Regions from separate parts of the Mus musculus genome. Here all the other regions are linked to region 1. The links are chromatin loops, found by intact Hi-C in ENCODE. Cell type or tissue: heart. All regions are shown on one strand. Region 1 overlaps Tg (thyroglobulin). Region 2 overlaps Tg (thyroglobulin). Region 3 holds the start of Ccn4 (cellular communication network factor 4).

What was found. A loop is a pair of places that touch in the nucleus more often than their neighbours do. Peaks named below come from ENCODE experiments on the same cell type or tissue, not always from the same donor. Only the 100,000 strongest peaks of a DNase experiment are listed, where the experiment ranks them.
Region 2: it touches region 1 in a loop (2.0-fold over the local background); 8 of 42 quality-filtered maps call a loop at or near these places.
Region 3: a loop joins it to region 1, with 2.7 times the contacts of the local background. A loop is called at or near these places in 10 of 42 quality-filtered maps.

The regions. Positions count from the first base shown.
Region 1 is chr15:66,739,846-66,747,845 of GRCm38, reverse strand. Tg (thyroglobulin) reads right to left here. Exons shown (of 48, transcript NM_009375.2): 33 at 7,063-7,142; 34 at 6,217-6,360. Among named protein-coding and RNA genes, the nearest start is that of Tg, 73 kb to the right of the region's middle. In heart, no CTCF peak of the experiment used is centred here; DNase peaks (open chromatin) are centred at 1,185 and 4,095; H3K27ac peaks cover 4,063 bases; H3K27me3 peaks cover 286 bases.
Region 2 is chr15:66,820,836-66,828,835 of GRCm38, reverse strand. It overlaps Tg (thyroglobulin), which reads right to left. Exons shown (of 48, transcript NM_009375.2): 42 at 1,409-1,573; 43 at 270-437. The region is part of intron 1 of Sla (src-like adaptor); the gene reads left to right. Among named protein-coding and RNA genes, the nearest start is that of Sla, 7.0 kb to the left of the region's middle. RefSeq lists an enhancer at 1,674-4,535. In heart, no CTCF peak of the experiment used is centred here; a DNase peak (open chromatin) is centred at 4,085; H3K4me3 peaks cover 882 bases; H3K27ac peaks cover 5,753 bases.
Region 3 is chr15:66,887,983-66,895,982 of GRCm38, reverse strand. It overlaps Ccn4 (cellular communication network factor 4), which reads right to left and starts at 4,614. Exons shown (of 5, transcript NM_018865.3): 1 at 4,349-4,614. The coding sequence starts at 4,417. Gm46514 (a long non-coding RNA gene) reads left to right here and starts at 4,652. Exons shown (of 3, transcript XR_001781648.2): 1 at 4,652-4,723. In heart, no CTCF peak of the experiment used is centred here; DNase peaks (open chromatin) are centred at 2,612 and 4,542; H3K4me3 peaks cover 2,771 bases; H3K27ac peaks cover 5,509 bases.

The DNA.
Region 1 (8,000 bases):
CAAAAGTTCTGCATGGCTTCCCCATATTTCTATCTCTTATCTTACTCCCTTTTGTCTGGTGTGCAAAACACCATGCCATGACTTGAATGCTTCCTTCAAAACTCTTGTGGAAGTTCATTTGCCTCTATGGCCATCCATAGGTGGAAGTTTTAAATGGTGGTCAGGGCTGTGGGCTCCCATCTTCATGACTAGATAAATAGCGTGGTGAGGATGAGGGGTTGTGGAGGTCTGTGTAGCTTCTAGATCTGATCCTGGGAAGAGTCCTGTTTGAAAAGCTGCCATCTCCACTGTTGCTTTTCTTCTCACCTTGTTCCTTACCATGCATTGCCTCTACCCTGTTACAATTGGAGAAGGCCCTCTCCAGATGCCAGCATGTTGGCATTAACTGGCTTGTCTACTGCCAAAACTGTGAGAGGTATTTCCTTATAAGTAGCCCTGCAGCAACAATATGAACTAACCAGTACCCCCCGGAGCTCGTGTCTCTAGCTGCATATGTATCAGAAGATGGCATAGTTGGCCATCATTGGAAAGAGAGGCCCCTTGGTCTTGCAAACTTTATATGCCTCAGTACAGGGGAATGCCAGGGCCAAGAAGTAGGAGTGGGTGGGTAGGGGAGTGGGGGGAGTATGGAGGACTTTTGGGATAGCATTTGAAATGTAAATGAAGAAAATACCTAATTAAAAATAAATTAATTCATCCATAAAAAATAAAATAAAATAAATTATAACAAAAGTAAAGAATAAAAAAAAAATAAGTCACCCTGCTCTGTGGTAACCACATAAACTGAACTAAGAGCCCTGGCCTCTCAAGGCTCCAGAGCTTCAGCCACAGTCTCTTCCCTCCCTTCATTTCACTTTCATGGAGGCGCCTCTTGCTATCATTTAAAGACATCAACTGCCAAATTTCAGCTGACATTAAATCTGCCTCAGGGGTTGGTAACAACAGGTAATACTGTGCTGAGACCCATCTTCCAAGGGTCCAACTTCAGGGGCCAGGGATTGGCCTGAGAGTTGATATTCCCAATAGGTTTCCTGATACCGACATCTGAGCTGAGGTTACACACCCCCATACTGAAAGCATCACACAGAATGTCCATAATTGCTAACAACTTCCCCCCTACACTCCTTTGTAGCAGGCCTGTATCTAGACTCCAGCCACACCCTGTTTTGTTGTCCCTTCCCAGAATAGGGAACCCAAGAGCAGAGTCATTAGGGAACAGTCTGGCCATCTGCTGAGGGTGTTTATCTAAATGTGTACTTCCTGTTATCTGGGTACACTGTTCAAGAAATCTATGTTGAAATCCACAGAGAGCTCTGTTTGTATTGTGTGTGTTTCTAATGAAAATCTAGGGACAACTGAAACATGAACTGAGGACAGGTGACTCAGACAAAGCTCCCAGCACCCATTTGTATACACTGCTTCGTAGATCTCCCTGCGGCTGTAATCTAGTGGCATGAAACACACCATGGTCAGTCTGAGGATTGACCTCAGGTGATATAGCAAACATTTATGACACTGGCATGTAGTAAGATCAGGACCTCATTCTATTTTCTGACACAGAGCTCCTCAGCTGCTGGGTTTGCAAAAGTCCACAGTGAGTGAGCACATAGCCAGGATAGGCCCGGGAACCGTCTACCCCACTTTCCACATTGTCTTCCAAATGGCTATTGAATTGTAAGGAGTTGGTTTTTGTTTGCTTGCCTTGGTAGAGATGGAACCCAAGGCTTACATATGCCAGAAAAGCACTCTACTTCTGAGCTACACCCTAGCCCAGTCCCAGTTGAATCTATCCTAATAAACTATGAATAGTAGCTAATGGTTTCTCTGTATTCCTTGAATTATTCTGGCAAGCTATTGAACAACCCAAGGAGAAATGGAAATTCTTAACTTACAGTCAGTTGCTTGGAAGGACAGAAGGCCATGAGCTCACAGTTAGCAGGTAGTGGGGAAGCTTGTAAGATTCTACCCTTTGCACAGGTTCTTAGTTCTGACTTAAACTTCAGGTATTTTGCATCAGAACTGAAAGAATCAGTAAACACCCAACTTATGTCTAGAGAATTGGGATCTTGGTTGCAGATGGGACTACACATTTTGTGTCAGAAGTGCTGGAGAAAAAAGCTCCAATCTCATCTTGTCTGGGCATAAGAAATAGAATAAGCCTTACCTCACTGGCTTGTGAGTAGAAAGAAGGCACTACAGTGAGGGAATCCTGGCTGCTAGCCAACGATAGGAACACATAGTGCCTGGGAAGTGTGAGAGTGTTGGTATGAGGGGAAGGAGGAGGGAGGATATACTAACTGCTCTGTGAATGTGGTGCCATCTGTGTGGATCTCAAGGAAACTAGAAGAAATCGACAATCCCTTACTAATGTCTCTTTTGTGTCTGTAACTTCAACAGTTTTTAAGGGACCTTGCCTAGAAGATAAAAGGACCCAGAGCTGTGATTGTCATTTCAAGAAGACACATTTGACTTAGTGAACAAAGCCAAGTGAGGCCTCACTGAAGCCCATGTCGTGCACATACGAATGCGGTGGGGGAAGCAATCTTCTTTAAGATGCAGGGGCTATCAGGGCCTGTTTCTACCTATGCAGGAAGGCCTGAGTTTATGATATATGGACCTGAGTAACCCCTGTGTTCTGCACACATACACCTGGTCTTCTAGACACCAAGATTTCTTTTCTAGGTACTGCTGTTGGGGAGGACTACAAACAACTCACTTGCATTCATAAAGTTGGCCAGAACTTCTGTATTTCTGTGCTAAGAAACACCAGACATTGCATGAAATTGAGGACAGCAGCATCAGCAAGCCCATTACCACAGGATCTGTGGGAATCTGCTTTGATGCTTCTGTTTTTCCAGTATTTTTTTTTCCTGGACATGGGAGGACTCAGCTTTGTTTCATCCTCTGTGAGAACAGTGAGGATAAAGAAGTCAGGATGCAATGGCTGGTGTGCAGCCCTCTTTGCTGAAGCTGTGAGGTAGGGAGGAGAGTCTCAACTCTCTGATCTTCTGCCTTCTACCTTTTATCTCAGGCTCACTTTTTGCTGAAGTCTCTTTGGCATGATCCCTGTGAAAGAGCAGTTCTTCCTTCCCTTTTATAGTCTGCTACCTCTCCATCCAGAGGACTGGACTTGGCAACACCAGTGACATTGCTGTGATTTAATTCTCTGGCCAGGGAGTGCATGTCTTCCATGGGGGACAGGAAAGGAATTTTTTCCACAGAGACTGTCCTGATACCATATGCACACCCAGAATCGTGTCTGCAGACAGCCAGTGTTTAGGAAGAGCTATTTTTCTTTGTGATTATAGCAGGTCCAGTCCCCTACAGCTTTTACCTATCAGAGTTCCTCAGTTGAAAGTATGTCTCTTGTCCAAGAACTGACTAAGGGAAGGCTGTTAGGAGAGACCCACCCTTCAAGGTCAAGGCTCAGAGTTGCCCATGTGTGTGGCACCTTCCTTAGCCTTGTACAGATTAGTTGATACAAAGACAAAGACTAGAAAAGCGCGTCATTTCTTTCTTTTTTGTCAATACTTCTGGCAATCAGACTTCCTGTAGGCTGTGCCTGCTATGTTGTAGTTATTCACACATGCTCACTCTGGCCTCTCTAGGATACGCCTATGAAAAACAGCAACATTCTGCTCTTCTCCCGTTCCTCAATGACCAGCACTGCACGTCAGTACAAACACCCAGTGAACTTCGGAAGGGTCCAGCCCAAAGGTGAGAATGCCAGCAACAAGTGTTTATCTCCTCAGCACCTGTCGCTTGCTTTAAGACTGAGAGTTCCTGGAGGTCAGGAAAGCAGGATCACTCTCACTCTGCCATGTGACATAGCAACTTAAGAGGTAAAATTAACTAGGTTCCAGGTCTATCACCCATTTTCTATGCACCCTTGAGCCTCCTGCCTCTCTTGCTTCTACTGACAGGGGAACGAGGATTTAATGCGATAGTGCTCCCAAAGTGCTGGCCTCCAGCATGAAAGCCTCATGAACAGAGGCCAGGCTGTTACAGCACAGTGTTCTTTACATGGCAGTCCTTACTGTTGAGTGACAGTACTGATAAGGCTTTTCATTGTCTGCCACGTGGCTTCTGGTCAGGACTCTTGAGTCCCTACCCTGAGGCACAGAATATGTGTTGGAAGACACTAGCACTCCAGGTTGTCAGATGAAAAGGACCCGAGCAGCTGGAACCTGTTGGAACCAGGAGTACCTTGGGTTCTTATCCTTGCCAGCCTGTCAGGGTGTTGAAATAGCTTGGCGTGACTTCCATCACATTCTGAACAAATAAATTACTGCTTAAGTTTTTTTTTTTCTGTCCAGCTCTTCCATAGTCAAATGAAAATGGAAAGTGGCATTTTCCAGATGCTGGCAGGGTGAAAAGGTGAGAGGATAGACGAGAATGACCTGAGGTGAGCCTAGCTCTGAGGTAGCTTAAGTCTTGAAGCTGTCCATGGAGTCATATAGAACTAATGTATTAGGCAAGCATGCTCCTCTCCTCCCTTGCCCTCAAGATATCTCTGTATGTCTCTAGCCCTAGAGATTTCTCTGTATGGAAATATAAGTCCACAGTGGCAGTTTCATTATACAACTCCCTTTTTTTTTCTTCTTAAAACAATTCAAGCTGTTGAAAGAAAAGAAAAACCCAACAGAGCAACCTCCAATCATGACAGATCAAGGGATTAGTCTGGAAGTAATCATGCCCATACTAACTGCCTCAAAGCTGAAGAACATTTAGGTACATAGCAAGGCTAAGGGATCTCTGCCCTAGAAATCCAAACTGTACCCTTTAGTTTCAACATGGCTTGGACAAAAAGACCACACCAGGAGCAGCTGGTCTGCTATCATGTTAACCTTTTCTAGTTGATAAATCAGTTGCTTGTAAGTTACTCCACTGAGCTCCCATAATGCTAAATATCAAGGCTCACGTAGACCTAGCATGTTTCTGATACACAACAGGCACAGGAAGAATGTCTGTTTTCTCTCATTGCCCAAACTAGGTAGGGAAATGGTGGTTTTCCAGTATGAAGAATATGGAGACCAAAGTTCTACTTCTCTAAGACTTCAGTTGCAGCAATAATTACATAACCCTAGTTTCTAGGGAAGTGTCAAGAACGTCCAGTACTCTCCAGATTCGCTCAGAAAATGAATTGAGAAGGAAGTGACCTATGTGTCAGGTTGGAGACACTGATCGATCCTCTGCTCTGCTTCTCTGTTACTTCCTGAGACAATACTTTTGTCTCTAAGACATCTTCATGAGTTTGCTCCTGAGACACAATCTGATGGCTAGTCTCTTCTAGTTTCCATGCAATTGTCTATACTAATACCATAGACACCCAGTATCTAAGTGTATGGGACCAGTGAGCCTCAGTCACTTGTCCTACTGACAGAAGCTAAGGGGTACTATGAGTCTTACAAAGACCAGCCTGTCCTATAGAGGGAAGATTCTGAGTATAGTTTTATCTAAGCACATACAGAAATATCCACTCCTTTCTTCATTGATTTCAGATTGTTCTCCTAAAACAGACCTGGAAATGAGTCTTAGATAATGCAGCCATTTGCCTTCATGACCCATACAGGCTGTCCTTTCCTGAAATCCTAACTTAAATGCTTAAAAACCTACGCAGGCTGTTCCCTTCCTTCCCTGACACTGCATATAGAACATCATTCCGGCTGACGGTAAAAATTGGCACAGCAGGGAGACCAAGGGATCAGAGTGGACAACTGTTGACTTTGCTGTTTGTCCAGCAACAGGACCTAAGGAGGTTAAGCTTTCTTTCTCCTAATACTTCTGTATTTTCTGAGGCCTCCACTAATGCTATTGCTTTCTCCCTCCAGCAGTGGGGTATTTCTAGACTATGCTGGGCAATTTGATCCTGAATAAAAGGCTTCTAAAGTATACCATGAGCAGCCCCTCTAAAGCAAGTGCAAGTAGCAAATTGAAGAAGCTGCTATGTACCCTAGCTAACTATACCTGTGAACCTGATATTGTTCCATCTTTCCTGAGATCTAATTGGTAATCTTTCCTTTAAGTTTTTTTTCCTTTAAGTTAATGAGCAGTCTCCAAGGCATGTCTTTTCTTCTTAAATTAAATAGAATCCATTTCTATCATTGGTCTCCAGGGAATTCTGACTAATCTTCTTCCTGATCCTAAGACATCATCCTAGTGCAGGCTTGGGATATGGTCAACAGCAGACACATGTGCCAGTAGCAGGTTCCTCACCAGGCTTCTGGTACCACCCAAAGGGATAGGTGTGGACTTCTGTGTCCTCAGAGCCACAGTCCAAAATGCGCCAGGTTGCTCCACTCTCCTCATTGCATGTTTGAATCCCCATGCTGTTCAGAGTCAGACAGGTCACCTCTCCTCCTGGAGGGAGAACACAGGAGTCCAAAAAGGTGGGGCAGTGAGAAATATGAACTAAGTGGGAAGAATTCTGTAAGCCATTGCTCAACAGATGCTGGGACTTCTGTACTATATTCTAGGTGGGGACTTGACCATCCCAACAGCCCCAGATCCACTATTTATAAGCCTATGAGTCCAGAAAAGGAAGTAGCTGCTCCTAACAGAATACCTGTTGATCATGCATAGAAGAGGTGATCTGTATTTGTAAGTATCATTTCACTGGACCTGGTTTACAGGTGAAGATGCTAACTAAGGCCTGGTTAGATTATAAGTGAATTGTCCAGAATCACACCATTAGTAAGTGACTGAGTGAGTGTTCAATATGGATCATGTGATGTATCTAAAGTTCAGCCAACCATGCTGCCTGGACAGCTCTGAAAATACAGTAGAAGATATATAAATAAAGTATAAAAACAAGGAGGAACAGTCCTTGGGATCAGACAGACCTGTTGTATATGAAGTGGGCAGATAGACCAGGTCAGCCACAGTGTTAATTTCATAATAATGAACCACTTGCTTCCCCCAGTCGGGTTCCTTTCTGCATATGAGGCTCACATTCTCCTTGTCATGAGGAGATGCTAAGGTCCATATAGGATCATAAACATGAGTGTTTCTAGACTGAGGTGCATGCCTGGGATTGGGGACTGCCTCCTTCATTAGTCTTACCTTGCAGCTGGGAGACATTTAGAAAACCAAAGCCAGTGCAGCAAGGGTCCCTGTCACAGAGCCGCTCACACTCAAAGAACCTGCAGTGAGAAGGCATAAGTGAGGCTTCCTGTGGGCGTCCAGATCCTGCTGTGCAGAAGGAATGGAATCACTCGAACTTAAGGAATCAGATTTCTTCATAAGCACATAAGATGTGGCTAACATTCTAAATTTTCACTCTTTTCTCAGGAACATTATCTTCAGGTCCTACAATAATTTACTCCCTCAGTCAGTCCCTCTCCAGGACCATCCTTGTTCATCCAACTAGTATAGCTGCAAGATCCGGCCTGCAGCTTCATGGCAGAAGGGCTCTAGCACGTTTAGCCATTGTTCTGGTTCCCAGTTCTGAATATTCCCCTACCTTACTCCTACGCCTTGATTTATCAATCACCCCTAACTCCTGAGAGCTTGCTTAACCTCTCGCTCCTTTCTGGTATGAGGATCCTACCTCATTTGTGCTCTTCTCTCCTAAATCCAAGTCATATCCCAGTGTTGAACCTTGTGTCTGCTTGGTAATTTTTCCAGTGAATCTCTGCCCAGAAAATGTTAAGTCATCTCCCTGACTTTCTCTTCCCTAGATCCCTACCCAGTTACCTACCTGCCCACCTATTGCTTCCCCCTTCTTTTAAAAGCCCACCGTTAATCTCCAGCCTGGACTATAGGTTTTTGTAGTTTATCATTAGTTCTGTCCCACCAGTTCCCGTCCCAGTACCAAGATCAGCATGGTGATATCCAACAAAACTATCTGGTTTCTATTCCGTCATCTCAGCATGATGACATCTAGCTTCTATACCCTCCCTTAATAAGGCGGAATCCAGCTGGATCTCAAGACAAAGAAACTCGTGCCATCTTTTGAGATCCATTCTCAGAAATAGCACTCAGTTGCCAGCAACATGATG
Region 2 (8,000 bases), 81 kb before region 1:
GCTTATGGCGAGGTGTCCTTGCGGCTGAAACCTGTTCAGTTTCTACTCCAAGCTTTTCACAGTGATTGATTCACAGCTGCAATTTGTGAGCATATCTGTATTAGTCGCCTCTTGTAACTGTCCTAGTTCTGACCCCAGCTTCCCCCATGACTATCTTCAGACTTCTATAGCCTTGGTACACAGTCCTCTGTCAGCCACGGAAAGAGTCGTTCCCGACCCAGTATCCAGCAGGAGGCTGCAGAGGCCTCGCCCTGCCTCCCTTTACCTACCTTCACAGCCTTTGCCCTATTGATAAGCCCATCATCCTGGGACCCTCCTATGAGTAGATCCACCTTCACTGGCAGAGGCCTCTTCAACCGTCTGGATGGAAGTTCACGGAGGTACTGGCCATCGACCACAGGGCCCCAGTAGTGGAAAGGGCCACTCACAGCCAGGAGCTGCAGGGTGAGAAAGAAGGCTATTACTTGCGTGTGCTTTAGTTTCCTTTAAGAAAACTACAATCTTAGTGTTGAGTGTGCAGCTGAAGTTGACAACCATAGCAAAGCACTCATGGTTCTGACCAGTGACAGGGGCTAGGAAGGCCTCTGTGAAAGGAACTGTGCAAGATGAAACTTAGCCCTTCTTTACCTCTGGAGCCCCATAATTCTGCCTCACAGTGCTCTAACTCCAGCTGGGCCCTAATGGAAAGCAAGGGTCAATGAACAGGATAGCAGGCAAGCAGGACATCTCATGACAGTGACAGTGGCTAGGCAACAAACCTCCCTTCAGCAATGCTTAACCCCCAGGAGACCCTCCCAGAACCTGTTGGCTGAAGCAACAAGAGGTTTCCAGGAAGAACGGCAAGAAGAGGAAGGGCTTAAAGTTAGTGTCTGTGGCAGGTGACACTAAACAGTGTAGCCTATGTAGGTGCAGATGAGGACAAGACTTAGTCCATATCGTAGGGTCCAGATTTGTTATGAGGATCAAGCCTGCTTCTGCATCCTCTACCAATGTCAGAGGCAGCCAGAATTGCAAGCTGAGAGCAAGGTCTTTACTGGTAGAAAGGGATGCCCCACTATTGATCTAAGGGTCTGTGACCTGACCTTGTGCCTCTATGGTCCTAGTGGGGTGTGACCCTTCTCAAGTTCTATTTCATTTCATCTCTCAACTGTGTCTCCATTATAGGCTCCACGTTGTACATAAGACATCCAAATGACAGAGAAACATATCTTTCAGCAGCAGCCTTGTATGTTTCTTTGTAGCCTGTGGCTCCTGCAAGGACTAGGACTCAGGAGACAAGTTTATCTTTAGTTGGTCATGCACTGGGTGTGTATCTTGGTGGAGACCATCATCACATCTGGTTAGACCTGGGCCTTTCATTTGTAAAGACAAGAGATTGTCCCTCCCTAACCTGTACACCAGCACCTACCTTGGTCTGAGCATCATTGAGAATGTTGGCAGGCTTCTGGCGGAGACATGATACCACTTCCTGGATGGATGAAGTAGGGCATCCAACCTCCTTTGCCAAGGCTGCAGCTTGCTGTTGGGCCCTCTCTGGGCTGATAATTGCAGCCGGGGACAGTGCAGAGCCTCCCTGGAAAAGAAAGAGCAGGGGTCAGGCTAACAGTCTGTACAGCTTTGGCTGCTGCTTAGGACCCTCAGGTCTTAGCTGAGTTCTATAGTTTCTTCCATACGCAAACACATGGGAACCTTTGATATCCTACATGTATGAATGTCAGGGTTGACCTACACAGAACAGCATCCTTGTGTAAACTTGACTAGGTCAGTGCAAACCTTGGTTTCCTTATCTGTGAAGAGAGGGTGCCGGTCTTGCTGTTCAGCTAAAGAAGTATAATGAGGTCAAGGGTGATATAGCTCTGAATGCGGACTGGAAAACTTCTGGTAAAGCACTATGCAAACTACAGCCACCTCCTCTGCAGAGAGCTCAAGTAGCAAGGTTTCCTAATTCTAAGTTGTAGTTGAATGTGAACATAGAGGCCCTCTGGAAGACACCATCATTTCAGCTTACAAAGAGGTATATAAGGTACAGAGAAGTTGCTGGTGCCTAGTCAGACATACAGTGAGACATGGAGCACCCAGAACTCAGCAGTCCTGTCACTGAACCTCTGCAGGCTACTTAGCATGAGTGTGAGGACTGTACACTTGGGAGTATTTCTCTAGTAGAAGCGGCCAACTTCTCTGAAAAGCCTGTTGTTAATAAGAGGCGCATCAGGGGCCTGAGCACTCAGCCACAGTGAGGCAGACTCTCACACATACCTGGGAGGCTCCTGATGGGAGAGTGTTATACCTATCCCATATTGATGTCTGGTTTTTAGTCTTTAGAGGGACCTGTGACCAGAGCCTGAGGCCAAGCAAGCAGTAGGAAGCCCATCCGAGGAACAGGAAAGTACACAGGGGGTGAGCAGGAGGAGGGCTGAAAACCTAGTAGCTATATATAGCCTGATGACCAAAGCCCTTTCCAACATCTCTGAACAGTACAGATAAGGCCAGAGAGCCTGGGCTGCAGACACAAGATAGTGTGAGGTAGCAGACAGGGGGTTTTGTCTTTTACTGTGTTTTATATACTAAATTCAGCCTGCTGGTGCCTCCTGCAAGATATACAAAACAGACTTGTGTAAGCATCTGCACTTACAAACAAGAGAGGACCCTCTAGGCTCCTCATGAGAATCAAGAGAGGTGCACATCAAACTTGCATCCAGCCGGGGCCTGGAGTGTAGTGACATTGGTAATGAGTGACATAGTGGGTGACTTGTCGTGAATGTGAGTTTTACACCCTTGATTTATTTCTGTAACACCAAGTGACCACCTGTTTTTTTAAAAACCACTTGCTATGTTCCTGTAACAGAATGGTACTCACACTCGAGGTCTTCACAGTGCGGCATAGCATTCTGTGCTGCTAAGTGCAGGGGGTGGGGTGGTGGTAAGTGGCTCCAGCAGAAGTTATCAACTTTCTTAATGCTGCAACTCCTTAATACAGCTCCTCTTGCTTTAGTAACCCCCAGCTATAAAAGTATTGACATTGCTACTTCATAACTGTAATTCTGCCATTGTTGTGCACTGTAAATACCTGCTATGCAGATGTTTTCGGCAACCCCTGTGAGAGGGTCATTTGATTGCTCCCCCACTCCAAAGGTCATGACCCACAGACTGAGAACCAGTAGCCTACAGGAACGCCTGAGAACATGAGGATTTCAGGGTGGGCCTCTGATGTTTTCAATATCTCTGCTAGCTATAAATAGCTGGGCTTCTTGATACTCGGAGGAAGTGGGTAAAGGCGTGGGTTTCACTGACACTGTAAGATAGCTTAGAGAACTTTCCTCTCTCTTTTTGTTGTGATCAGTCTTTCTGAAACCTTGTTCTTTGTGGAAAGTCAGCAGTTAAGTAGGCTGTCCTCATTTGGGGGGACTTGTTAGGCCTTACAGCTGGTGGTCCTCGGACAGAGCCCGGGAAAAAAGCCTGAGCTTAGAGGAAAGGGAGCAGACCAGCATTCCAACCCTGTCACTCTGATGGGGCCGTTCAGAAATCGTGGCTTCAGTGTGCCCAGGAAGACTCCCTCTCACACCGCTCTTGAGGAAATTATTATCTGGCAAGGCAACAGAGGCACATAGTGTGTGTGTGTGTGTGTGTGTGTGTGTGTGTGTGCGCGCGTGCCCTGATGGCCTTGACTTCAGGATCAATATTCTTATGCAGGAAGAGAGTCCCAAGAGGCCTGCTCTATTTCCTTCCTGTGCCTTAGTTCTCCTTTCCTTGCATTCTTGCTGTAATGTATTAACTTCTCAGGGAAGGAACACCTGGGAAATCCACACCCGCCTCCTCACCAGTCAGCACCAGGTTGCATGGGTTGTGGCAGTCTCAGCTCAGAGGGAGACAAAGAGCAGAAGAGTTAGGCAGCACTTCTGTGTATCATATCAGAACCGCCCATGAATCCTCACTCTAGAGGTGTCAGGAAGTTGGAAGCTGTGCACCCCACGTCTCACAGCTGCCAAACATGAGGCACATCTCGGGCAGCCACCTGCAGCATCACACTCTACCCACTATGCACTAGCAGGCTTGTCAGTGGCCTTGGTCCCTGCCTGTCTCTGTGAGAAGCAGGGCCAATATCCAGTAGGAAGGCCCTGTCTTAGAAACAGACAGACTGAGGTTTTGGTTCCAGTGCAGTCTGCTATTTTTGTCAGTTCCCATCTTGGCATGGAACCCTGTGATCAACTGCTCCAAAGAAGATACAAGACAATGATGCAAAAAAAACCTTATACTGTAATCAGCACACAGTGTATGTGAATGCTAATTATCATCAGGAGTGGAATTAGCTATTGGTTTCTTTCCCACAATGCAATGTGCGATCCAGCTCCCTGCTGGGAGGAAGCAGATATATGACTCTACAGCAGTGCAACACCCTGAGGAGCACTGACAGCTCCCACTGAGTTATGGTCTCCAGTGAATTCAGCCACCATTTGCTTTTCAAGAAGGATCCACCTAAAAGTGTTTTGAGTCTGATTTTATGTAAAGAGTCTTGTGTCCTCAAGCTGTGGAAGAAATCCAAGGTTTTTCGAAGTACAGACTGTACACCAGAGTGATAACCCTCTGCTATTGGGACCAGGACAAAGGCTAGAATTCTTATACACTGAGAACTCCAGGGAGGGGATGCAGGGCTCCTGTATGCCTGGAGAATTCTGCAGAGAGGCAGGAGCTGAGAGGACTTTGAGAAAATGAGCAGAAAGGGGCACTGGCAGGTAACTACTCCTGGGGAGTGTCAAGGATGGCAGATAGGTTAGGAATGTTGAAGAAAAACCTGGGGTCTAAAGATCCCAGCATCCCTGTAAAATGCTATATATGTGTTAAAGGAGGGAGCCAACAAACAGAATGGATGGGGACATAAGTAGGCTTTCTAGGAGGAGGAGAGAACTCTGCATAGAAGATGTTGAGAAGTAAGATCAGAAGATAAGTCAATGACAGCCGTGTGAGAGGGGGTTGCCATAAGCAAATGAGCCCTAGGGTGCAGGCCAGGCTTCTATAGCTACAGGAAGTCCTCTGGGATTTTGGCCAGACTGAAATGGCTTGAGCACATGGCAGACCTTTGAGCAATGACCAAATATGAGTGCCTCAGGGATGTGGGCTACTGAAGCCAGAGCAGTGAAGTGATTTTTATACCACGGGCTACAGCCGTATGTAAAACATCCATTGCCTATAGAGTAGGGCAGAAGTGAACTGGGACAAAGAGCAGAATTCTGCTTGATAGCCTTAGTGCTAGAGGAGGTGGAGGAGCTGGAGGAGCTGGAGGAGCTGGAGGAGCTGGAGGAGCTGGAGGGATCATCTGAGGCAGGAACCCAGCCCAGACTCCTGGGTGGTCCAGGGATTCTGAGTAGAGATTAGAGCCAGAGAATGTGTCCAGTGCTTCATATCCTTCTTTTCCTGGAAATACACTCAAACCTGAGCCTGCCACTGAATTCCATGGACGTTGGAATTTGAGCATGCTTCTGAGAGGCAAGAAGAACCTGGGACAGACCTAGAAACTGTAGCAAAGAGACTTTCAAAAGTAGTTCCTATCCAATGTTAACATTCTCTTGTATGCCTTTAACCAAGAGGCATCCCTTTGCTTGATCCCTGGGACCATGAGTCATACTGAAGTCTGAAGCATTTCAGTCTTGGCAAAAATCTTAACATGAGTACTGACAATAGTTAATGTAACTTCCATCTTGAAACTAGAATCTACAAAGTCATATAGACCACTTCTCTTTTCTTCTTCTTTGGAATCAGTGTTCTTGGTTTTACTTAGGCTATGGAACTTGGGTGGGTAGCATTAAGGTGTGGCTTGCTATTGCTCAGTGTCCTTTGCCTGTCAGATGGTACCGATTTACTGTGGAACAGAGTGGTAGCTGATACAAGCCAAAACCAAGGGCACTTTTGTAAGTAGAAACTGAAGGAGACTAAGTGTACATGTACATGTGTGTGCGTACATATGCACATATTCACGTGGAAAGTGAACGGCATTCAGCCTTTATAAGGGGCCTCTTAAGAGCTGGGGCATTAATTTATGTACATTCTTATTCTGTGATCCCTACAACAACCCTCTATATATTAGCAACTCCTACCCACTTTTCAGATTGGGAGAACACAGTTTAGAAGGAGGAGGCAAGGTGTGTGAGATCTGGAGACTTGTAATAACAGCCCAAGTTATAAATCCTTTAGCTTCCCCCATGATCTACCACCTCCCACTAACAACAGCCCCATCTTAGCACAGAGCTTCATGAATTCTTATTCTCATTATGAATGGCTGACAGGTGGCAGCCAATAAGGAAGAGGCTTGCAGGGGTTGTCAGAGAGCGGGGAGATGATATGAGATCTTTCTTCCCCTGTGTCAATCAGGAGTGAATGATGGAGGCCAGACTTACATGGGGCTCTGTAAAGAAGATTCATGACTGCAGACTGGGAAGGACACAAGGACAGAACACTGTCCTGTGAAGTCTCTTGGCAATGGTTTACAACCTCTCTGTACTCTGCTCAGTTCCATTAGCTATAGAACCTCTTCTAAAGACCCCAGATCCTCCTTAGGACTTTCTGGTCCCAGGAGGAAAGGGAAGATGCAAGGAAGGAGAGGGGTTTTTCTTCCATGCTTTGGAGGAAGAACACAGCAACTATGTGAGATCTCGAGAGGAGCTGGGGCCTGTGGCCACTACTACAGGAGGGCAGCTAGAGATGTTTCACAGGGGCTAGTTGGGACTAGCCACGAAATTTAGGGCAGGTGGAGAGACAGAGATAAGAAATTGATAAGGGCAGGCTTTTCCAGGTGAGACAAATCAGCACCCAGCAATTTGGTAAATTGTAAAGGAAAGAAAAAGAAGAAGAACAACTCTGTGTGTGTGTGTGTGTGTGTGTGTATGCATGTGTGTGTTTGTGTGTGCATATGTGTGTAAAATTTCCATAGATTCAGAAAGAACATTAAAGATGTTTAATAGCTTCCTGGTACCCAGTAGAAGAGACTGAGATCCAAGTATTCTGATTCCAGTGTGCTTTTCCATGACAACGCAGTGCTCCAATGAATGACAGGATCCAGGTGAGATTCATAGGCAGTCTGTTCCAACTCTTCACCCTATTACCTGCCCACACCCCAAGATTACATAGATATTTAAACTTTGTCAATTCCTAAAGCTCCCTGCTCCCACCACTTATAAAGGGCCAGTTGTAGAGTTTACCATCTCCTTATAATTTCAACAGTGTCATTGTCTTCATGAACTGTCATTGCAGTTGCAATTAGAGAGGCATTTAGGACATATTTTAAAAGCTGATTCTACCCTACAGTATGACTGATTCTTACCATAGGACAGCAGACATTTGCACATGTCACATGAATAAAGCCACAAGTAAATGGTATGGCTAAGGCCATTGATGGCCACTCCACAGGGAAACAAGTAGTGAGATGGAACAAAAACCCATAGGAGCAAGGTCTGGGTGAGGGGACAGTCTCCAACAAAAACCTCAAGGACCCCAGTGACCCCTTCCTGGACATTCCTTTTGTTTGGAAATAGACATGATTGGTGTGGGCTTTGCCCCTCTGGAACGGATTTGCACCTATCTCATTTTCTCTATGTCTCAAAGTCTTGACAAAACACCTTTTGCCATCTGTTAAATATGTCATGTTTAATTGACTCCATTGCTTTCTGACTGTCAGAATCCATTTAAGTGCATGGCAGTTAAAAATTACTAACTTGCCAGACCAAGGTATCACCCTTGAAAAATGCCACCTTAATGATTGCTGAGGTGGGGTCGGCACCCCATCGTAAAGAGGACTTGCTTGTCCCTATCATTCATTCCTGAGACCAGCCATCCAGTGGTCCCTGAGACTATGGGGAGAAGGGGACAGCTGGGTCCACAGCTGGCAGGGGAGAGGGTAAACTATGGTTCAACACTTCCTGTCACTCTTCAGTTTTTAATACATTTCTAGGAAGGCCTAGCTTCATGTCACTTATGGGTAGCTTTGTAGAAGACATACATTTTCTTTGTTT
Region 3 (8,000 bases), 150 kb before region 1:
TTTCAGTGGGAAAGACTAGAAAGAAGAGGAGAAAGTGGAGAAGAAGGTAGAGAAGGGGGCAGGGAGGGAAGGGGGAGGGGGCTGAGGAATCAGGATGTCAGCACTAGAGCAGAGAATACCTTATCTCATGCATTGTTTTAAAAATCACCATCATCATCACTATCATCTCTACTATTTCTATTGTCACCACCATGTGTGTCACAATCATCATAAATACCATTATCACCACCATTTCTATCGTCACCATTCTTTCATTACCACTATTGTCATCAGCAGCAGCAACAACAGCAGCAGCAGTAGCAGCAGCAGTAGTACCACCATCATCATCATCATCTCCCTTAACAGTAGCAGCATCACCTCGCCCGTTTTCCTTTCTCTTTCACAGTCTCCTAGGATGCTCACCAACCTCCCTCTCAAGGCTGGAGTCCTGGATAACAGGCTTTAGAAGATACCCTGCACTGCACATAGTCGAGCAGATGCCTCACCGTCGTGCTCTGCACACACATAGTACTGAGTCCAGTTCCCCTAGTGCCTGCACTCCTGGGTTGGAGGCCTGACTGAATCCTGGCCTCCACTAGCTTGGGATCTAGCATTGTTGCTGGGATGGAGAATGGGCTTGCTTCTGCAGGCCTCGTGTGTTCTCTCTCTACCCTTCCCCTCCAGGGACTCCCCATCCCCAGAATCTCATGCTTGTCCTTTTAAATGGTGCACCAGGGACACTTTCCCCTCAAGATATTTGCCTTGTAAGCCTGGCTCAGAACCCTCCAAAATGCCCTCCTCTCACTGAATCCAATACCTTTGTGTCCATTTGCCAGCCACAGATGGAATTTTCTAGTAGCTATAGCAAAAGGAATCAGAAGCAGGTGAAATGGACTTCACTCATATGTCTTGTTAAACCCAAAACACAGTCTAAGCATATCCCATCAATGGGAGTTAGGGTAGGAATGAAAGAGTCTACTGCCCTGGACTCTCTCCACTGATGCCTGCAGTCCAAGGCACCACTCAGCGTGCCCGAGGGATTGGCTGCAGCGCAGAGGTCCAGTGGCCCATGCTGGAAAAGCTGCAATGGGCAATGAGCGTCCGGATCACAGCACGCTCTTGTCTTCTCAGCGGACAGTGTTCAAATGTGTTGGTCAACATGGAGGGTAAAGCTGTGTGCCAGAACCGAGTGGGCCTCTTATTCTCCTGCGGCTGCCTAGTGAGGCATCAATGGTTTGATGACAATAAGAACTCATATGCCAAAGCCTAACGCTGAGACCTCATAGTCACTCCCCCCCCACTTCCCAATCCTAAGTGGCTTCTATGGCTATGGTAGTCTGGCTGTGGCTTTAACTCCTCTGTTCTCAGTGGAGTCACACTGGGGACATAGCCTTGAAGTCCCTGAGAGATGGTGGGGAGGGGGACACTACAGCAGCCTTGAGAGTTGATTCCTGTACTAGGTGGTAGTTCCCCACTCAGCTGGCATAGACAGAACTGTCACTAAACCCTGTGGCGTGTGGCGTGTGGTATGTGGATTTGCCAAAGGACCAGAGGGCTGCTCACAGGTGGAGCTCACGTCTTTCAGGAATAGTATGGGGCAGCCCTCCTATTTGCCAACCCTAGACAAATGCTATGGCTAGTGGGGCAGACTAACTCTCAGCAGCTTTCCTGAAGCATCCTGGTGGGGCTAAGCCAGACAGGGGCTTAAGTCACTGCAGACTCTGATCTGGGGGTGGGGTGGGTAGAGCTGCTGACTCACAGCTGCGAAATGGCTAGGTACATGGAGGCTGTCTGTGGGGTTATGCTTGCTTTTTCAATTAAAGGGAGGATTTCATCATGTGTCCAGGCCTGGGATTCTGTAAGGGGTTCTTGGAATAGAAAATGAGTTGGCATTCCCTATCCAAACAATGAGTCACCCTGCCCCCAGCTTTCTCTCCACCCCCTCACATACATACAGTTGTGTGAACAGCCCCCCACTCCCCACACACATGGTTAGAGAGAGAAGATAGTGGCAGACCCTGCATCCTAGCCTATTTATCCTGGAAGACATTGGCTGGTCCCTCTCTTATCTCTCATTTGAACACATGGGTGGATGTCTCCAACTTGCAAGTGTTTTTAGGGTCCAGCCTGTTTCTATACAAGGATTTAGAGTAGTAGAAAGCTGCCACTTAAGTTCAAATGTCATTAGCTGTGTGGCCTTGGGTAATTTATCTAACCTCTCTGAGCATCAGTGAATGTTGGTTGTTCTCAGGCAAGGATTCTATCTCTGCATAGACATGACACATGGGTGGGTATTGCCATGTACATTGTCCTTGGGATGGCTCACGTACTCTCCCCTTTCACTTAGCAGGTGGGCCCTCACCACTTGTCCAAGAAAAAGAAAAGAGATAAAACAAGCTGTTCTTCACACAGAGCGTCAACCACAACACTGTCATAGGTACCAGGCTTTGCATCTGAGCCCAGAATCTGCCTCCCTCCCCCACTTTGAACATCCCCCTCCCCAGCTGGCCTCCTGCTTTTTGCCAACAGCCCATTTAGCTACATGCACACCAGACAGCGTCTCCCCTCCCAGCCTACTTCCTCAAAGTCTTCTTGGCAGTGCTCACTTCCCACATACTTTTCCTTCCGTATGGCCAATGCACATCATTCTTTCCATGGGGCCCCCCTGCCCCTTGCTGGATTTGAACTCCCTGTCTGTATTAGTTCTGGAGGATGCCATGTGTGGAATTCGGTTACAAAGCCGGGCTCTGACTTCTGGGCACAGCCCAGCTCTGTACCATCAGAGGTACTGTGTCAGTGGATGGGGGTTTCGAGGGCATCCTGGAAAACAAGATGCTGGGAGACTCCTAAGAGTACAGGGTGGGCAGTCTGGGAGCTTCTGGGGACACACTCCTTACTGATGCTGCTAGGTCCCTCTGGACTCCAGGTCTCTTTACTGAGACCCCCTAAAAAGCCCTGACTCTGTTCCCCACCATCCCTCAGTCCTGGCTGTTCCAGCAGCAGGCTCAAGTGCAAGACTCTGGCTCCAGTGCAAGACTCGCCTTGAATTTCCCCTCTTGTGCCCTCACTCTGATGCTGGCTCCCCTGTCACCAATTCTCCATCCACACCCTGCCCTCCCAGGCCCAGCCACCTGTAGGCTTGTACCCAGTCACAACCAGTCCCAAGGCAGAGGCAGGCCTGCTTGCTTAACTTCCTGGACTCTAGGCTTAGGGAACGTTGGGACGGCTGAGTGCTGAAAGTGTGCCACAAGAGATGCCAGTGTGACCCAGGCCACTTGCTCATTCCGACCCTGGGCCATTCATTTGCTTCTGGTCATCCTTTGTGAATAGAGCTGGTAATCTTTCTTGTCGTAGGGTTAGATGCTATCATGAACAAGCATCGTGCACAGGCTAGAGGACTTGGGTACAAATTGCACATGTTCATTGTCTCCACGTAACACCTCAAGGTGCCTGTTACCCAGTCCCAGACATGTCTAGTTCTGAGCTTCAGTGGAAATGGACTGAGTTCCTGTGCTCACAGGCAGATTGCTGTACCGTAACTCCAAGTCTCCTGGAATACGCATGTTAGCACCCCAAAGAAGTTCTTGGTATAACTCAGTGTCAGTGTCAGCCTTTGTCTTTGGCCCTCATGTGGCAACCTCAGACTCAGCAGCTGCCCAGCAGCTCACCCTGCTGCTGGAAGCTGCCTCCCTTCTGTTCAGCTGCCCACATCACTCACTGCCCCTAGCAGCTTGCCCTCTTGCCCAGCCACCCCCGGCTTTGCTCCAGCAGGCTTCCCTGCTTTGCCACGTGTCTCCTTCCCTGTCTCTGGAAGGTGCAAACTGATGTCCCTCTCTCCAGGACCCAGATGCCTTCTGGAAATGGCAGGACAGGAACAGACCATGGAGGGTCACAAGGTGCTCATGGTGGTAAACCCAAACCTTGCTTGCTTGGTGGAGATTTGCTAAAAGCTGGCGTGCTCCTTCACATCTTGTCCTGGGGTTTCTTAGCACCTCTCTTTGGGGGACCTCAGATGCTCCGAGTCCTGGAGTTTTTAAACTGGTAGGCTCTGGATGTTCTTAGCAACCCCTCATTTTATGCTGCTTTGAATTCGTGAGTGACCCACCCAAGATCACAGGGCCAGTCCAGGGTGCAGATCCCCAGGCCCTTATTTTGTTGTATATTGTCTGTGAATATAGGAAACAGGGTGTCTCTCTCAAGGGATGCGCCTTCTGCCCCACTCCACCACCTTCTTCAGACTCAAGAATCTCTCTCCTCCCGCTGTTCATTATTCCAACCCACCTTGTCTTGACCCCCCAGTCCCTCGGGCCTCAGAACCAGGCAGGAAGGGATCAGGTCCCCTCACTGATCCCTTCTAAGCAGGACTCACCGTGGCCAGGATGTTGCCCACCCTCAGGACTGCCACGGCTGCCAGCGTCCAGGGCAGGAGCCACCTCATGCCTGGAAGTCAGCGTCACAGGAGCTACGGCTCAGCCCAGAGGATGCGGATGCCTCTCCAGGGAGCTGGGCCAGGACTGGGCTGGCCCATCAGAGCAGCGGAGAGCCTTCCTCAGCCCCCGGGGGCGTTTGTCAAAGCGACATCTGACGTCAGGCCAACAGACTAGCCCTGCATTTTCCTCTAAAAAAACTTTTTCTGCTACTCTCCCCCTCTCTCTTTTTCTTTCCTCTGTCCCCACCTCCAGCCCAGCTTGGCCAGCCTCCCCGCTCTGACAGCTCTTAAAGGGAAAGTCCCAGACTCCACAGGGTAAGGTGAATGAATTCTCACCCAGCATCCTCCACGCTCTAGGAGGGCTCAGGCTCTCCGGACAGGAGGGAGGAAACAGAAGGGTGCGGGCTGGAGGTAGGGAAGGTAGAGGCATTGTGAGGACTTTGAGAGGGCTCTGGGGATGGGGGTGGGGTGGGAGGACTTGCATCTCACTTAGCTCTTCCCTGTGCTAGCCTTTCTTCACTGTCTCCCCACCTCTGAGTCAGAGGCAAGCAAAAAAGGTTCTTATTCCAGCCAGAAATGACAAGAATTTATCACTGACACGCCTGGAGGTGCGATCTGTCAGCAGGGTCTGCCCTGCTCCTCAAGGCCATACCCACTGGTTCAGTTCCTCTCCCAGCCAGGCTGCTCTGCCAGGGATCCTCAGTCCATTAGCCTGTCTTCAGTGTCTTTGAATATTTTTTATTCTTGGAAGGACAGAACTCCTGGCCTTGGTTCTTTCCAGACCCTAGTCAAAGAAATCTCAAGTTTGCATAACAAAGAGATGGCAGGGTGGGGGTGTGTGGGGGTGGGAGTTGGGGGGTTTGGGGGATGGGGAGGAATCTTTTGAGGACCCAGATCTATAGCCTCTGCATCTTCTCAAGGGTGCTGTTCAGTCTCCTGTCTCAGATTCCCCTGTTCCCTTGCTCTCCTGTTCCTGCATCTCAGAAAAACCAGAGTGGTTCTCAGCCTGGCATTATGGACAATGAAGGTCATCTCCTAGGTACTGCCAGCCAGTGCCTGTCCTATGTTCTTCTCTTCGTCCAGACTCCATGGCACCTGCTCACTGCTGCCTGTCCCCTACCAAGTATGAAGTTTTCCTTCTGTGCACAAACCACTCCCCTCTCGTGTTTCCTGGTAGCTCAGTGTTGCTGCTTGTTTGGGGGATGCTGTCTGTTTGGAGCTGCAGTGGCTGTACCCACTGAAATCATTTTATTCCCCTCTCGGTCCACCCTCTGACTACCACACATCCCATACCTCCTTCCTGCCCCCCCCCATCTCCATGAGGATGTCTCCACCCCCTACCCCCACTCCACCAGACCTCTAAATTCCCTGGGGCCTCCAGTCTCTTGAGGGGTTAGTTGCATCTTCTCTGATTAAATCCAGACCCAGCAGTCCTCTGCTTTATATTTGTTGGGGGCTTCATATCAGCTGGTGCATGCTGCCTGGTTGGTGGTCCAGTAACTGAGAGATCTAGGGGATCCACATGAATTGAGGCTGTTTGGGGACCTCATTTCTTGAGAGAGAGAGGGGCGAGGGGGAGAGGAAGAGGGAGAGGGAGAGGGGGAGGGGGAGGGAGGGAGAGAGAGAGAGAGAGAGGTAGAGAGAGAGAGAGAGAGAGAGAGAGAGAGAGAGAGAGAGAGAGATTCATGTGATGGCTGGAACTGAAGCAGCCATTTTGGTATAAGAACAAGCCCCTGAGACTGATGAAAAGATCTGGGTTCCTGGGAGTTTATCTTCTTATTGAACCAAATATGAAATGAATCAGCAACTCATGGCCTTAGTCATAGCTATTTGGATATTTTGTTCTTTGGAGCCAATCCATATTAACTGATGTTTGAGTACCTAAGGGAATTATATATGCAAAATGCAAAACCAGGCAGGGATGTGGAACCAGGAGACTAACCACCTCAACAGCTTGTCGTTTTTTTCTGCTCATTAACTCTTCAATTGGTTCTGTAGCTGGAACATGGCAAAGCCAGCATGCTAGCAGGTAACATTAAAGAAGTTTCCCCAAATACTGGGACCAGTGAATCATTTACGGCCACTTGGCAGAAAGCAGGCATAGACACGTACCCTTCAGCTGGGGTGACTGGCAGGCACATGTCTCTGGCAACTTCTCAACAGTTGTTCTTTAAAAACAAACAAACACTTAAACGATCTATCTTTGGGGAAATTGAGGCTCAGAGAACAGAAGTCTAACAAGCATCTTAGAGTAAACAGCATAAATTCTGAGTATAAATTCTCATGGTATAAGTGGGGCTTTGACCCATGTTGAGGGCAGGTGCCATAGCCTTCTTTGATCTCTACTTCAGCCACTTCTTCCTAAAATATGGCTCCTGACAGCTGCCTCATATCTGTCATGTGTGACTTTCAAGTCTTAACTCCATCTGGCTCCTTTAGTGAGAGGCGCGGGAATACCTTCAATTCCCCAAAGCAGACCCAGATAGACTCTTAGCTTTTAGGAGTCACTCAGGATGTGGGACTGAGGACTCATTCTCTGGCTATCTCCGTACCTGACATCATTCCCACGTGACTATTCCCATGGACCAGGGCTTTCTGAAGAGAACTGGGTTGAATTCCTGCTTCCTGACACTTTCAGCTGGGTGGCCTTGGAGAACTCACATGAGTTCTCTGTGCTCTGGCTTCCTTCTTGTGGCTCCTGGCCCTGAGAAAGTGGAGTGAGTGTGTGTGTGTGTGTGTGTGTGTGTGTGTGTGTGTTACACTTGTAGGCGAGAGTAACGCAGAGCACATGCTCAGTAGGCCCCTTCTCTAACCCCTGCTTCAGAATGTTCTCCATCTTTTTGGCCCCTGTCCTGGTAATACTCCCATGGTGGGAAGCTGACCTAGGGCATTTCTGTGCCCCATTCCCTCAGCCCTCCACACATATACAGGTCCCAGAAGGACTGTGTTTGCCTGTCCCCTTGTTTCTTTCAAAGCTCTGCTTTCTACTTTATCTCAGAAAAGGTATCTGTACTGGCTGCCACGGCAGTCGGGCAGGCAGGAGGTGTCCTGGCAGATCTCCCGGAGCAGCTGTAAATAATAAATAAATTCCAAAGAGGAGATGGGGGAAGGGCTCACAGACTAGGGTCAGAGAAGAGCATTCCTCCACCAGGCAGCAAGGCTGGGCTGACCAGGGCCAGATGCACATTAGATTCCAGACTCAGTCTCAGGACCAAGTACCCTGAGGCTCCAAGGCTGACATCTGCATTAGATCTGCTCACAGCCTGTTTGCCATTTATCCTTCCTATGAACATGTTGGGAGCCCACACTGTGTGCAGGTGTCAGAGGCCCAGATCTATGCAGGCCCTGGCTGGGCTTTTAAGCATGCACATTGGTGGTGGCATTGCTGCTCTGGGATGTTACCCTGAGTGGTAGTCGGTGGATTGAGCTGTTGGGCACAGACTCCACCTCCTTTCTTGGGACCCAAGGGACAATGCACCCTGGACCATACTACCACCGTGTACTCACAGTGCCTCTGTGGATGGTGCCGTCCTTTTTGGGAGGGTCTCCTAATCCCTTTAATGGCTGCAGCCAAGGGATGCTGGGCATGAGT